Linked DNA regions of Mus musculus: region 2 is linked to region 1. Evidence: chromatin loops called from intact Hi-C (ENCODE). Cell type or tissue: gastrocnemius. All regions are shown on one strand. Links, peaks and the distances in the headings refer to the core of each region. The heading gives the core; the rest is flanking DNA. Region 1 has its middle 330 kb from the start of Gm25833. Region 2 has its middle 180 kb from the start of Gm25833.

Region 1 (8,343 bases), core at 274-8,273:
CTAATTAAATAATTCTGGGCCCAAAAACATCTCAAAAAAAAAAAAAAAGAATGTCAGTGTGTGATGTGGAACTGTAACTCAATTATTTTCAGGAATATTACCACAGATGTCACATGCAGAAACCCCCCTTTCTAAATCAGAAAGAAACATAAATATACATTTTGTAGTACCAATCACAAATCTATCATTGTGCCTCATGCTGATATTTAGGAGGGGCTTGGACTTCTGATCCTCCTGAGCCGAAGTTTTCTGTTATAAATGGGAGTATCCTTGAGAAGCCGGTCTGCTCTCTCTGAAGATATTGAATTTTCTGGGTCGTCAGCTCTCAAAGTCTCTGTCAAATAAATGTGCTCAGGGCAGTTTAATAGTAGTGGGCAAATGCATGAAAACATTGTGGAGGCTTGGTAGATCAAGAGACTGGGTGCCTCTTTCTATTATTCTCATTGTTATAGTAGGTCTCAGGACTAAGCATGGCTACCTTGACTAGATAAATGTGTGATTGTACTACCCCCTGCTGGAGAGATGGGTAATGTTTCACAGATACTATATTGCAATGGGGATACATCAAGTAAAATAATTTAATTCATCATTATTATGAGCCAAAACGTCATTGGACAAATATATTATATCAAACAACCTAAGCTGAAAGGGTCTCAGAAAATTACATTCATATAAAGTGGGACAGGATCATCTAATATAAAGGTATTTAATAAAATACTGTTGAACATCTCTTGAACTTCATTATATGTGCTATATTACAATTTAATGTTGCTTTGAGGTGGAGATTGTTGCCACTACTCAGTGGCAAGGATGCATTTACAATTATAAATTGTAAATTGATTTCTATTGACCATACCAACTTTCAGAAAATAATAAAGAAAAATTCATTTGAACCAATTAAAATCATATCATAGGGAATTGACAACCGAGTATAAATGTTTACAAATAATTGTGTGTCCACAAAACACTAAATCTGAAAGGTTAAAATATTTTCCTATTTCATACTATGAGAAATAGGACTAGCTATGAGTAAAAGTGCAGCGCCAAGAAAAATCTCTATAAATCCTTGCAATTTCTATGTCTATTGGAAATGTCAGGTTTTTGTTTCTTGCCAAACTTCATTAAAAGGCAAAAATCAATGAACACTGGGAAAATATATCATTCAAATAAAAATTTAAGATTTAAGTCAATTAGCATAAAATAAAATGACTTTATGATTATTTATATTGTTATTAAGTCAGATTATGTCATACTAAACATACCCTTGAAGTATAGGACTTTGTCTGCTGTATTACTTTGAGTCATCCAAATATAAAGCTTGTTTTGAAAATAGCATAAAATTGTGTAAATATCCTATGAGATTAAGGACAATGTAAGGTGGAATAAAAAATGGATTTCATGTCCTTTTGGTCTATATGTTTCCAAACTAGAATTGCAGTTTAAACTGTTTCTGAATTATTCCAGCTGAGTGAGGTGAGGGGCCCTGTATGCTTGCACCTGAAACCGCATCTGCACATGACAATTTCAGTCAAAATGTACTGATCTTCCTGTCCCAGTACAATCATGTTTGAGTTTCATATATTACCGGAAACACTAATCTAAACATAGTAGTCAAGCATTAGTGAAATGCTAAAGTTAGCAGTCTTCTTCATAGTGTACTTGATACATACATGAGTGCACAGCTTGTTTTCTCTTCTTTCTTTCTTTCTTTCTTTCTTTCTTTCTTTCTTTCTTTCTTTCTTTCTTTCCTTCTTCTTCTTCTTCTTCTTCTTCTTCTTCTTCTTCTTCTTCTTCTTCTTCTTCCTCTTCTTCTTCTGTTGATTTTGTTTGTTTGTTTTGTTGTTGTAGTTGTTCCTTATACCTTCCCTCTGCCCTGCTGCCCTACCCACCCACTCTTGCTTCTTGGCCCTGACATTCCCCTGTATTGGGGCATGTAAAGTATGCAACACCAAGGGGCCTCTCTTCCCAGTGATGGCCGACTAGGTCATCTTCTGCTACATATGCAGCTAGAGATACAAGCTCTGGAGGTAATGGTTAGTTCATATTGTTGTTCCACCTATAGGGTTGCAGACCCCTTCATCTCCTTGTGTGCTTTCTCTAGCTTCTCCATTGGGGGCCCTGTGTTCCATCTTATAGATGACTGTGAGCATCCACTTCTGTATTTGCCAGGCACTGGCATAGCCTCATACAAGACAGCTATAACAGGGTCCCTTCAGCAAAATCTTTATGGCATTGTGCAATAGCATCTGAGTTTGGTGGCTGATTATAGGATGGATCTCCGGGTGGGCTAGTCTCTGGATAGTCCATCCTTTCATCTTACCTCCAAACTTTGTCTCTGTAACTCCTAACGTGGGTACTTTATTCCCTGTTTTAAGGAGGAATGATGTATCCACCCTTTGGTCTTCCCTCTTCTTGATTTTCTTGTGTTTTGTAAATTGTATCTTGAGAGTTCTGTTTTTGGACTTATATCGACTTATCAGTGAGTGCATATCTAATGACTTCTTTTGTGATTGGTTTACATCACTAAGGATGATATCCTCCAGGTACCTCCATTTGTCCAAGATATTCATAAATACAGTGTTTTTAATTGCTGAGTAGTACTCCATTGTGCAAATGTACCACAATTTCTGTATCCATTCCTCTGTTGAGGGACATCTGGGCTCTTTCCAGCTTCTGGCTATTATAAATAAGGCTGCTATGAACATAATGGAGCAGGTGTTCTTATTGCCAGTTGGAACTTCTTCAGGGTATATGCCTAGGAGTGGTATTGCTGGATCTTTCAGTAGTATTATGTCCAAATTTCTGAGGAACCTCCAGACTGACTCCTGAAAGCAATCTACAGATTCAATGCAATCCCCATCAAAATTCCAACTCAATTCTTCACTGAGATAGAAAGCACAATTTGCAAATTCAACTGGAAATATAAAAAACCTAGGATAGCAAAAAACTATTCTCAACAATAAAAGAACCTCTGGTGGAATCACCATGCCTGACATTAAGCTGTACTACGGAGCAATTGTGATTAAAAACTGCATGGTACTGGTACAATGACAGGCAAGTAAATCAATGGAATAGAATTGAAGACCCAGAAATGAATCCACACAGCTATGGTCACTTAATCTTTTAAAAGGGAGCTGGCAATTTGTGGTATTATGAGACATATGGCACCCTGAATTGAGCCCACCCAAACTTGAAAAACAACTAGCTGTGCCAAGCCTGTAATATTTGCATATACCTAGTGTAGAGAAAGTCTCTTAAGCAACACTTGTCAATTAAGTAAGTCTATGTCCAATGTCCTGAGGCAAGAAATAGGAGGTAGGATACTGGCAGGAAGAGAGGATTCTGGGAAATAATGAAAGACTACAAGAGAGATTCAAGACAGAAGCTGGGGGGGTGATGATTAGAAAGACACTAAGGATGAAGCTGGTCAAGACTAAAGGGGGAACTGACAAAATTGTAGATATAGACTAGTTTAAATTGGTAAATGAGTTATGAGCTAGTCTAAGAATGAGCCAAAGCGTATGGCCTAGATTGTTATTAAAACATAATTATTCTCAAAATCATCATTGGGGCAGCAGAGGCTGGAAGAAACTGGGTCTTAAAATTCATACAGAAAAGCAATTCCTTTGAAAATAATAAAGGTTTGTCGCCAAAGAAAATATTTTCTTTGTTAAAAAAGAAAAACACAATAACAGAGGGCATTTGAATCTCACATAATTTTGTTTCAATTATCAGCATACAAATAATTATATTTTTGGTAATCACTGCAATTTTTTAATTCCTTTATAAGGGAGATGAGAAAAATGCATACTTAGATAAGATGAGAGCTGGAAAAACCTATTCTAAGGTACAAACAATAGAAAAACTTAGACATTCCTTTGAATCATAACTGATTTTTAGGTTCTATCTAAAGCCTACCCTGCCACCTAGTGATGAGACTGAAAAATGGCAGTTTAAATAAAAAATAAAAACAAACAAACAAACAAACAAACAAAAAACCCAACCAAACAACAACTAAACACAAACAAAAAAACTAAAGTGATGTTTTCCAGCTATATTAAGGGATTTTGCTCCAAATGAAGAAAATTCACAAGGTTATCAAAAATTTATGTGTCCCCCAGAGGCACTAGAATTAAAGATATTTAAAGAAGCATCAACAAGCTATGGTTTACATTCACCCTATGTGGGACCAATACTTAATAACTGGAGATAAAAAAAAACAAAAACAAAATTATATATACCAAAAGATTGAGGAGATTTGATGACAAGCAACCTAGAAACTGTCCTCAGCTACAATGGCTAACATGGGAGAAATGAAGCTTTAGTTATGGAGATGTGGAAAAGACTAGCAACACTGATATTATGAAATAGCCTTAGTAGGTTAAGATCAGTATTCTAATTTTATTATTTTATTTTATTTTTAATTTATTTTTTGGCTTTTTTTGTAACAGAATTTCTCTGTATAACCCTGGTTGTCCTGGGACTCACTTTTTAGACTAGGCTGGCCTCAAACTCAGAAATCTGCCTGCCTCTAAATCCCAAGTGCTGGGATTAAAGGTGTGCACCCCCCATTACCCGGTTATTCTAAATTATGTGTACAAATTATGTACCAGGAGCTTTGCCCTGTGCTGAGTCCTCTCTAGAAAGGCAGCTAATTGAGGGTGGAGTGTTGGTAAAGGTGAGACTTGGTCTTTCAAGAGTATAGGTTGCTTATTGCTATATAATATATATTCTCCTTGATTCATTTTTCAGGTTCCAGAAGTCAATGGCTTCAGAAGATTAACACCCTATTATTAAATGCCATGGGATTAAGAAAAGAAATTTCCCTGTGGGTCTTTGGTGCCTCAGGCCCCACAGGGGAAATGGAGATTTCACTAACTCCTTGTCAGGTATTAAATTTACTCTTGCAGAATGAAGCATAGAAACACACATGCACTCGTACTCCCTATACTCTTGATGGGCCCAACTACTTATCTCATACTTACATACTTACACATCCATACCATACTCACATATGCATATAGAGCAAAAGCCCAAATGCCAGCCTTGAAAGAACTCACTCATTCTGGATGAATAATAATCTTCAACCTTATTTGCATAATGAAAGAAAAGCTTCTAGCTTTCTCTTGGAAAATGAAAAAAAAAAAAAACAACCAAACAAAAACAAAAAACAAAAACCTAAAGTCTATAAGGAAAAAGCTTTGCTCATCCCCCTATATAAGAACCTTGCTGTTAAAAAAGCCTGTCCCATAGTAAAGAGAACCTGCTTCCTCTATGTGCTCTGCCTGGTCCACTCTCTTCTTTGGCTCTCATCTGCCTAGCTTGTCATCTCTGTAAAGCTTCTATTTTGCTTCTACTGTCCTTCTCCCTAGTCTTATTCTGCTCTACATTAATGTTATCATTGCTAGTTGTAGTACTTTCATAAATTGAATAAGTAGTTTACAACAGGGATGCTTATTTGTGTTTTATTTTTAAGACTTGTTATCTAATTAGCATTCTTTATCTGCCTTGAACGCCACCTCTTCACTGTGAGTCTGAAACTATTTTACACATATCTATGTTATCACTGAAGATTTGTATAGATGAACCTAGTCAATATTTTGTCTTCTGTCCTTGCACCTATAATAAATCAGTCAGACCATTTTATGGCCTTAATGGTTTCATGGCCTAACGGAATGTACTCTGAGTTTTCTATTTTAGCACAGTTAACTAGTAGCAGTTGAAGAATTGCAAATGCCAAGTTTCAGCTTTCATATTGCACAAAGCTCTAATTTTAGCCTTTATTATAAAGAGCTCAACAATTACTAAATTTAGGAATTCTTATAAAACCATCTTTACAAATTAAGAAGTCATCTATTTTCCTATATAGCACTACTCCTAGACATTACATTTTCTTAGATCTTCAGAAAATATTACCAATTAGGTGAACTAATTATCACAAACTGTTAATTTAATAATTACAGAAAAAGAATATCAATAGCAAGGATCAATCCTGAAAGGCTGGCCCTCTGGCCTTGAGTCAAAGTGCTCATTCATTTTAGTTCCTTGGTGAATTATCTCAGGAAGTTCACCTAGTAGGCTTAGTTTTTCCGTGATGGCTCCTGATAATTATGATTAAGAGATTTATCAATTTTTATTTCAGATGTATTAACATTTCCCTATGTGAATATATGTAGACCCCACACACTCTAATACCTCTGGAGGTCACAGGCAACAGGTATGTTGGATTGCTTGGAACTACAGTTACAGATGGTTATGAGCAACCATGTGAGTGTTTGAAAAAATATTTATGTTCTCTGCAAAGGGATGAGTGTCCTTGATCATTAAACCATCTCTCTTGCTCATATTTTTGTTTGGTTGGTTGTTTGGGTTTTTGTGTTTGTTTGTTTGTTTTGCTTTGTTTTCTTGAGACAGCCCCAGGCTGCCCTGGAACTTACTTTGTAGACCACGCTGGCCTCGAATTCAGAAATCCATCTGCCTCTGCCTCCCAAGGGCTGGGATAAAGACATGTGCCACAAACGTCTCGCTCCTGTTTGTTTGTTTGTTTGTTTGTTTGTTTGTTTTTATGTAATGTTTATTCTTTTGAGCTTTCTCACACCAAGTCAGATCCTAGTCTTGAGATCCATCCTCCTAATAAGCTTCCTACCTTAGGGCTGATAACGTGGCAGCATCTTTAACAAATTAAGACCCATGCCACCAGTTCTGAAATTTTAGAAATAGTGAGACATGTACATGTATATATGTATGTATATGTATACACACAGCAACACAGAATGTATTATAGACATCAAATCATGGATTGATTGAACACAGGGAATTCATATCTCAATAACAATACGTGAGAGCTGTGTGGTATATGATGCTTTAAGATGAGATTTCTCATAAGGCTTAGAATTTAAACACTTGATTTCAGCGTTTTGCGTATCCTTTGCTTCCATCATACCTCCCACAGCCCCAAAGAGGGACACAGACAACGAGGGTCTTTTCCCTATAAATAAAGAATTGGGACACAAAGGTACAAAGAGCTCCAGACCAGGTAATTCATTGATATAAAGTGAGAAATATAACCTGTTGATACTTTAAGATTGTATAGACATATTGCATTAATACGTCTTACAGGATACTCATGTTCTGTCTAACATGGGCTATACAGGAAGTTTTGGGTTTAAATCCTGGTTTGACAAGCTGCCTCTTATAAGCAGTTATAGAAAGGAAAGGAATGGAAAAAGGAAAGGAAAGGAAAGGAAAGGAATGGAAAAAGGAAAGGAAAGGAAAGGAAAGGAAAGGAAAGGAAAGGAAAGGAAAGGAAAGGAAAGGAAAAAGGAAAGAAATGGAAAGGAAAGGAAAGGAAAGGAAAGGAAAGGAAAGGAAAGGAAAGGAAAGGAAAGGAAAGGAAACTGTGGGACGCCACATGTGCCGATGCTGAGTGGCACTGACTACTGCTGGCCACCACGCATAAGATTGGACAAACAACCAATGTGTACATATGCAGTAAAGTTTTTTGCAAAAACACTGCCTGGCCTAGGCATGATAATGAGGTTCTGTAAGGTACTGAGAGTATAACCAATCGGATGTGAGACATGCAAATGAGGTATGATAATGAGGCTCTGTGAGGTACTGAGAGAGAGTAGCCAATCAAATGAGGAACATGCAAATGAGGCTTAGTGCATAACCAATCCGGGTGTGAGACACGCCTCTCCTAGGCCTATAAAAGCAGCACCAGTTCTGGGCTCGAGGTCTTTTTGCCTCTGCAATCAAGCTCTCCCAATAAACGTGTGCAGAAGGATCCTGTTGCAGTGTCATTCTTGCTGGTCGAGTCCGGTGCGCGCAAGAAGTGGTGCCGAAATCCGGGAAAAGAAACATCTTCAGGAATGAGAGAAGACCCCCTGCTACAGGGAGGATTCAGAACTGCATCGCGGGGAAGGAGCGGTTAATAAAGGTTCCCGTAAAACAGACTGCTGAGAGGGATCCAGCATGGATTCAGAACTCTTCAGCTGGGGAGCGGTGTTAATAAAGGTTCCTGCAAAACAGACTGCTGAGAAGGATTCAACTGCGTGGATTCAGAACTCTTCAGCTGAGGAACGGTGGTACCGGTAAGTATAAAGAAATTAAGGTAAGTCTCTGAGAGGTATGCTTTCTTACGCAGTGGGTCTGGTAATTGTTGCTGGGTTTGTGTGGGACCAGCTGTTAAGGAAGGGCAGCGACTTTGTAGGAGTACCAGGAAGGCATATCAGAAACAGAGAGAAAGGAAAAAGAAGATGCGCGCAGAAAAATAAGTAACTTAAGAAATATAAAAAGAGAAAGAGGAAGCTAAAATATAAAGATACAAAGGATAATATAAAA
Region 2 (8,343 bases), core at 126-8,125, 150 kb before region 1:
GCGGTTCCTCAGAAAATTGGACATAGTACTACCGGAGGATCCAGCAATACCTCTCCTGGGCATATATCCAGAAGAAGCCCCAACTGGTAAGAAGGACACATGCTCCACTATGTTCATAGCAGCCTTATTTATAATAGCCAGAAACTGGAAAGAACCCAGATGCCCCTCAACAGAGGAATGGATACAGAAAATGTGGTACATCTACACAATGGAGTACTACTCAGCTATTAAAAAGAATGAATTTATGAAATTCCTAGCCAAATGGATGGACCTGGAGAGCATCATCCTGAGTGAGGTAACACATTCACAAAGGAACTCACACAATATGTACTCACTGATAAGTGGATATTAGCCCAAAACCTAGGATACCCAAGATATAAGATACAATTTCCTAAACACATGAAACTCAAGAAAAATTAAGACTGAAGTGTGGACACTATGCCCCCTCCTTAGAAGTGGGAACAAAACACCCATGGAAGGAGTTACAGAAACAAAGTTTGGAGCTGAGATGAAAGGATGGACCATATAGAGACTGCCATATCCAGGGATCCACCCCATAATCAGCATCCAAATGCTGACACCATTGCACACACTAGCAAGATTTTACTGAAAGGACCCAGATGTAGCTGTCTCTTGTGAGACTATGCAGGGGCCTAGCAAACACAGAAGTGGATGCTCACAGTCAGCTAATGGATGGATCACAGGGCTCCCAATGGAGGAGCTAGAGAAAGTACCCAAGGAGCTAAAGGGATCTTCAACCCTATAGGTGGAACAACATTATGAACTAACCAGTACCCCTGAGCTCTTGACTCTAGCTGCATATGTATCAAAAGATGGCCTAGTCGGCCATCACTGGAAAGAGAGGCCCATTGGACACGCAAACTTTATATGCCCCAGTACAGGGGAACGCCAGGGCCGAAAAGGGGGAGTGGGTGGGTAGGGGAGTGGGGGTGGGTGGGTATGGGGGACTTTTGGTATAGCATTGGAAATGTAAATGAGCTAAATACCTAATAAAAAATGGAAAAAAAAAATAAACTCTGTAGACTAATAAAAAAATTACAAAACTAAAAAAAAAAAAAAAAAAAAAAAAAGAACTCACTCATTCTGGATGAATAATAATCTTCAACCTTACTTGCATAATGAAAGAAAAAGCTTCTAGCTTTCTCTTGGAAAATAAAATAATCCAACCAAACAAAAACAAAAACCAAAAACCAAAAGTCTATAAGGAAAAAGCTTTGCCCATCCCCCTATATAAGAACCTTGCTGTTAAAAAAGCCTGTCCCATAGTAAAGAGAACCTGCTCCTCTCTGTGCTCTGCCTGGTCCACTCTCTTCTTTGGCTCTCATCTGCCTAGCTTGTCATCTCTGTAAAGCTTCTATTTTGCTTCTACTGTCCTTCTCCCTATTCTTATTCTGCTCTACATTAATGTTATCATTGCTAGTTGTAGTACTTTCATAAATTGAATAAGTAGTTTACAACAGGGATGTTTAAATGTGTTTTTATTAAGACTAGTTATCTAATTAGCATTCTTTATCTGCCTTGAATGCCACCTGTTCACAGTGAGTCTAAAACTATAATAAATATATCTATGTTAACACTGAAGATTTTTATAGATGAACCTAGTCAATATTTTGTCTTCTGTCCTTGCACCGCTAATAAATCATTCAGACTCTTTTATGGCCTTAAAGGTTTCATGGCCTAAAGGAATGTACTCTGGGCTTTCTATTTTAGCACAGTTAACTAGTAGCAGTTGAAGAATTGCAAACACCCAGTTTCATCTTTCATATTTCACAAAGCTTCAATTTTAGCCTTTATTATAAAGGGCTCAACAATTACTAAATTTAGGAATTCTTATGGAACCAACTTTACAAATTAAGAAGTCATCTATTTTCCTGTAAAGCACCACTCCAAGACAGTACATTTTATTAGATCTTTAGAAAATATTACCAATTAGGTGAACTAATTATTAAAAACTGTTAATTTAATAATTACAGAAAAAGAATATCAATAGCAAGGATCAATCCTGAAAGGTTGGCCCTCTGTTCTTGAGTCAAAGTGCTCATTCATTGTAGTTCCTTGGTGAATTATCTCAGGAAGTTCACCTAGTAGGCTTAGTTTTTCCATGATGGCTCCTGATATTTATGTTTAAGAGATTTATCAATTTTTATTTCAGATGTATTAACATTTGCCTATATGAATATATGTAGACCCACACACTCTAATACCTCTGGAGGTCACAGGCAACAGGTATGTTGGATTGCTTGGAAGTACAGTTACAGATGGTTATGAGCAACCATGTGGGTGTTTGAAAAAAAATATATGTACTCTGCAAAGGGATGAGTGTTCTTGATCATTAATCCATCTCTCTTGCTCATGTTTTTGTTTGTTTGTTTGTTTGTTTGTTTGTTTGGGTTTTTTGTTTGTTTGGTTGGTTGGTTTGGTTTGTTGAGACAGGCCCAGGCTGTCTTGGAACTCAATTTGGCGACCAGGCTGGCGTCGAACTCAAAAATCCATCTGCCTCTGCCTCCCAAGTCCTGAGATTAAAGACGTGCTCCACCAATACCAGGCTCCTGTTTGTTTGTTTTTATGTAATGCTTATTTATTTTTGAGCTTTCTCACACCAAGTCAGATCCTAGTCTTGAGATCCATCCTCCTAATAAGCTTCATTCCTTAGGGCTGATAATGTGGCAGCATCTTTAACAAATTAAAACCCAGGCCACCATTTCTGAAATTTTAGAAATAGTGAGGCATGAGGCATGTACACGCACACACACACACACACACACACACACACACACACACACACACACACATATATATATATGTATACATACAGTGACACAGAATATATTATGGACATCAATTCAGGGATTGATTGAACACAGGGAATTCATATCTCAATAATAATATGTGAGAGCTGTGTGGTATATGATGCTTTAAGATAAGATTTCTCATAAGGCTTAGAATTTAAACACTTGATTTCAGCGTTTTGCATATCCTTTGCTCCCATCATGCCTCCCTCACCCCCAAAAAGGGACACAGACAAGGAGGGTCTTTTTACACTTAGCTTTTCCCTATAAATAAAGAATTGGGACACAAAGGTACAAAGGGCTCCAGACCAGGTATTTCATTGATATAAAGTGAGAAATATAACCTTTTGATACTTTAAGATTGTATGAAGATATATTGCTTTAATAAGTCTTACAGGATACTCATATTCTGTCTAACATGGGCTGCACAGGAATTTTTGGGCTGAAATCCTGGTTTGACAAGCTGCCTCTTATCAGCAGGTATAGAAAGGAATGGAGAAGGAAAGGAAAGGAAAGGAATGGAGAAGGAAAGGGAAGGAAAGGAATGGAGAAGGAAAGGGAAGGGAAGGGAAGGGAAGGGAAGGGAAGGGAAGGGAAGGGAAGGGAAGGGAAGGGAAGGGAAGGGAAGGGAAGGGAAGGGAAGGGAAGGGAAGGGAAGGGAAGGGAAGGGAAGGGAAGGGAAGGGAAGGGAAGGGAAGGAAAGGGAAGGAAAGGGATGGGAAGGGAAGGGAAGGGAAGGAAAGGGAAGGAAAGGAAAGGAAAGGAAAAAAGGAAAAGGAAAAGGAAAAGGAAAAGAAAAGGAAAGGAAAGGAAAGGAAAGGAAAGGAAAGGAAAGGAAAGGAAAAAGAAAAGGAGAGGAAAGGAAAAAGGAAAGGAGAGGAAAGGAAAAAGGAAAGAAAAGGAAAATAGAAGTATAAATCAATTGTTTTAAATATCGTATGATAAAGTCTGCAGGAGACTCATATTCTGTCAAACAGGGGCTCCATGGAAATTTTGAGTTTAAATTCTGACATGGAAAATTAGAAAGGCCTAAATAGGCTAAAATGTGTGTGATTTTGACTGTGGTTGTTTTATTGTTCCTCTGGGACAGACAGCAAGCTACAGGTTTTCCTGGTTGCCAGCTGAAGGATATGCCGATTTGGGGAAAAGCTTTTGTCTTTGTGTTTTTGGAAAAGGTGATTAAGGTATTTACATTTTCCAGAGTTATATGAATCAGATTTAATAGAGGGAGACCCCCTGAAGAACTAGGTTACAGAGAACCAAACAAAAAGGTTATCTTAATGATACTAAAATTTTGTTTTGAGATTTATATAGTGTATAATATACAGCCTTGGTGAATTTCATCATCAGACATTATGACCTCTCCTGCCTGAATTCTTTATGTCCAGATCCAGGAAGTACACTGACATTGGAGACTAATACAATCATTGTTGTGGTCTTCTTAAGGCAACCAACTCCCGCATTTTCCCTACCCTTTCTGCTCTCTTCAAAAATACATCAACATCCATATTCAGCTTGTAGAAGTTATGAATAATCTTTGTCCTAGTTCCCTAAGCTTTGGGGCTGGGGGTGGATATTATAGGTTGTCTTTGATATTAAAAATTTTGAAGTACAAGGTTTAGACCCAGTCCTTCTATTGCTGTTATAAAGGAATCTGAGATGTTTAACCCTATAAGTGAAAGGCCAAATAAGAAATCCATCGCTCAAGCTGGGCGTGGTGGCACACACCTTTATCCCAGCACTTGGGAGGCAGAGGCAGGCAGATTTCTGAGTTCGAGGTCAGCCTGGTCTACAAAGTGAGTTCCAGAACAGCCAGGGCTATACAGAGAAACCCTGTCTCGAAAAACCAAAAAAAAAAAAAAAAAAAAAAGAAATCCATGGCTCTAAGTTTATTGTTAGGGTGTTTTGAGTTCTTTTAATCGGAAATGGCTGAGAGTAGGTAACAAAGAACAGTCCAGATTACTTGACTCAGATAGTTGTTTTTCAAAAACGTCAGAAATCCACATATTACCTTTAATGTTATTTATTCACTTGTTGTTGAGACGTGTTGGGAGCTATTAAGACAACACAATTGTCCTGATCTCTGAATTGGGCCTCTCCCCCTGAGAAGAAAAGGGGTTCAAAAGCGGGCCACCAACGAAGCACTGCTCCGAGAACAACCACACATTGTTCCAGCCCTAAGTCAGGGCTGGATGTCCTGACCACAAGATGTACCCTGATACCACCAAGTTCCTGCTTCCCTGTGTAGTTGCCCAAAGAAAAATTTCTGCTGCCCCATCCCTCCTGCTGAGAAGTACTTCCCCTTTTGCTTGTGCATTTAAGCCTTGAGCATTGCTGAATACAGTGAGACCTTGAGGCTAATCAGACTGCTTCCCTGTGTCATTCATTGCACTTGGTTCTTGTCTCTCCCTCCCCCCATTTGGTTCTTAGGAGAAGGTCCCATCGAGACCCTAATACCATTAGGCATTAGAAATGTAAGTAGCATAAGTGAGAAACTAATTCTTTCACTATAACTTCTTGTTCTCTAATACCATGTCAATACACCTTCAGGCTCTTCTGTTGCCCAGATGGAGAGGAATGTTAGTCACCTTCCTGCTGCTTCCCATCCTCTCCCATCACATGATTCACAAGAGAACATGGGATAGTCTCTAAGTTACAATGTGTTTCAGTCATAAAAGAGTCATAAAATATTTTACGAAGCTTTAAGTTCTCAGTTTATTTGCTTTTCATGTGCATGGGATAGGGGATACCTTATAACTATGTGTATGCACATATTTGGTGTGTACATAGGTGAACATATAGTTGTCATATGTCAACCTTAAGAGCCTATGCTCAGAAGCACTTTACCTTATTTTAGCTTGGGACTCTATTCTTATCATTTACTGTATGACATATCTTTAACCAATGATAATCATTAGCCATATCACTATACCAACCAAGATGTGAATTAGGAGGATTGTCCTGAAGCACAGACACTACACCGAGCTCTGGAGTGAGCCATGTCTCTCAAAAACACAATAACTAGGATTTTCCAGACTTACATAGGTTATGGTGCTTCCATAACTTACCACTTTGCCAAACAAGCAAAAGGATATTACCAAAAATGGCAGATAAAAAAAAAAAAAAAACAAACAAAAAAAAAAACTTGTGCTACATTTTAAAACCAAATATGCAAAAGAATTAACAAAATTCCATCAACTGATCTCTCTGTATTTGACATTTTAAAACAAGCTTCCACTAATCTCAAAACTCAGACAGTAATTTGAAGCTTGAACAATGCTTCTCCCACCTTGCGGCACCTGACTTTCTGATGAATCAATGTATTTTAAACTTGCCTTTATATATGGGTTTCTCCATCCTCTGAACCATTAAACTTGTTGAAACTGCTTCCACATTGGAAGGTAGAATTTAGGATGACCCAAGTCTGTGTTTCTGAGCAGATGTTTTTTGCTTGATTATTTGCTTGTTTTTATTTATTTCCTGGCATGAATATAACAGTATCACAGCTTGAACAAGTGTTGCTCTCTTGCCACAGGAAGAAAAAAAGGATTTGTAGTCTCTGCTCACTTTAAGATCATTGGTCTCCCCAGTTTTTGGAATGATAATCTGTTGGTACGAGGGACTCTTTTCATTGATGTTGCCTTTAATCATTCAAGTTCTGTTCAATAATCCATAAATCCAATGTTCTCTCTCTATCCAAGGCTTGTGTTTAATTTCTGTTACTCACTTTTGTAATTCTGAAATTATCCATTCTTATTTTCCATGCCATGATGAGTCCTGTGAGAGTACTTTGACATGTAGCTAATTTTTGGTGTACATTTATATTTACCAAGCTAAATAACAAGACATAAACACACAAAAAAATGAGTAGTGACCCTAGGCAATGTCCAGGAATGTAGGAGTACCTCTCTTTTCCAATACAGGAAAGGACCTGCTTTAAGAGAAATTGGAAGTGATGGGAGACAGAAACATCTTAACAACATCAAACATTCCCCTGATGCATGTGTGTTGACAACTTAAGTTCCCAAAAGGAAAAAAAAAATAACTCCAAATAAAAAAAGACTTAAAATGACTTTAAGTGACACGGAAGAGGCAATACTCTGTTATGTTATTATGGGAATAATTTTCTGAGGAAAATCATCTATTCCTGCTTGCGAATTCTACAGGAAAGCGATAGTATTGCTATTCAGTGTTTTCTTTTCATTCCATTTTGACATTACTTCCTTAGCGTGTTACTTACATTATACTAAAAATCTCACAGCAGACAGGTGGTACCTATGTTGAAGAATACCACCTCAAGTGACACCCCTATAGAGACTTAGCTATAAACTATTCTGAGTTCTTGAGTGCTCTCTCCTCCTCCTCCTCCCCCTCCCCCTCCTCCTCCTCCTCCTTCCCTTCCCCCTCCTCCTCCTTTTCTTCCTCCTCCTCATCCCTGTCCCCTCCAGCTCCTCCTCCTCCTCCTCCTCCACCACCACCTTCTATTCAAGTACACAAAATTTCTTCTCAAGAAAGACAATCAAAAAATGTAGTAGTTGAGTGCTGCCATCTAGGTGGATTTTGTTCAGAGCTGTATCACTGTGGAATATACTCTACAACTTGCTAACAGTAATGCACACCCACATCTTCAACCTCCACTTTACTGATTTTTCAGTGTGAAATCTGTTCCTGACCCACTGTCAGTAAACTTGTCTGAGACTCCTGACGCACAGGTTGGCATCAAATGGATCAGGAGCCAAGTAGGGTGTCCGGGCCTTTGAAGAAACCAATCCAAGTATGCCTTCCCATCCTTAAGTAGGAGACTCTTAACTAGACCTGCAAGAGATGGAAGCTGACTCTACAGAAGTGAAAGGATTGGACAGTGCACCCTGAGTCATCACAATAACTTTACTGATTCCTGAGATGAGAGAAATGAAAAGGGATACACACACCCACACACTCACACACACACACACACACACACACACACACACACACACACACAAAATGGTATTTTCAAATGATTATTCTTTCCTTTATTATTTCCTACTTATTATATTTATGATATTTTCATATTTCAAAAATGCTCAACATAAAATAACCATGTAAATAGAGTATGGAAGTCATCTAGGAGTCATCTGGACCATTAGCTTTGGTAGTTATAAGAGTAGTCACAAAAGCATAGGTTCAACCTTGAAAACTTACAGACATATAACTAGCATGCAAAACTGATAATCTCAGACATAAACAGAATCTGAATCTGCATCTGGATTAGCAGGACCCCAGAAGTCTCCATCGCCCACATTCTCCTTCTTTATCTTTGTTTCTTTACTTACCAGGAATCCAGAGCACAAGCATCCTCAGGAGCTGAAGAGAGTAAATCATTTTGAGAACTTCATATGAAGAATCCTGAATATTCAAGGTAGAAAGATAGGCTAGCCTTTGTTTTGGACTTGCAAGGAGAGGTGGACCCTAGGGAGCATTATGTAAATCCATTGTTTAGTACAGCTGTGTAAAAAGTACCAAGGGTATGTAGAAGCCCATTCCTATGTGT

Evidence for each region. A loop is a pair of places that touch in the nucleus more often than their neighbours do. Peaks named below come from ENCODE experiments on the same cell type or tissue, not always from the same donor. Only the 100,000 strongest peaks of a DNase experiment are listed, where the experiment ranks them.
Region 2: it touches region 1 in a loop (7-fold over the local background); 19 of 42 quality-filtered maps call a loop at or near these places.

The regions. Positions count from the first base shown.
Region 1 is chr6:68,193,806-68,202,148 of GRCm38, reverse strand. It overlaps Igk. Among named protein-coding and RNA genes, the nearest start is that of Gm25833, 330 kb to the left of the region's middle. In gastrocnemius, for the core only: no CTCF peak of the experiment used is centred there; no DNase peak of the experiment used is centred there.
Region 2 is chr6:68,348,492-68,356,834 of GRCm38, reverse strand. It overlaps Igk and the pseudogene Igkv2-105. Among named protein-coding and RNA genes, the nearest start is that of Gm25833, 180 kb to the left of the region's middle. In gastrocnemius, for the core only: no CTCF peak of the experiment used is centred there; no DNase peak of the experiment used is centred there.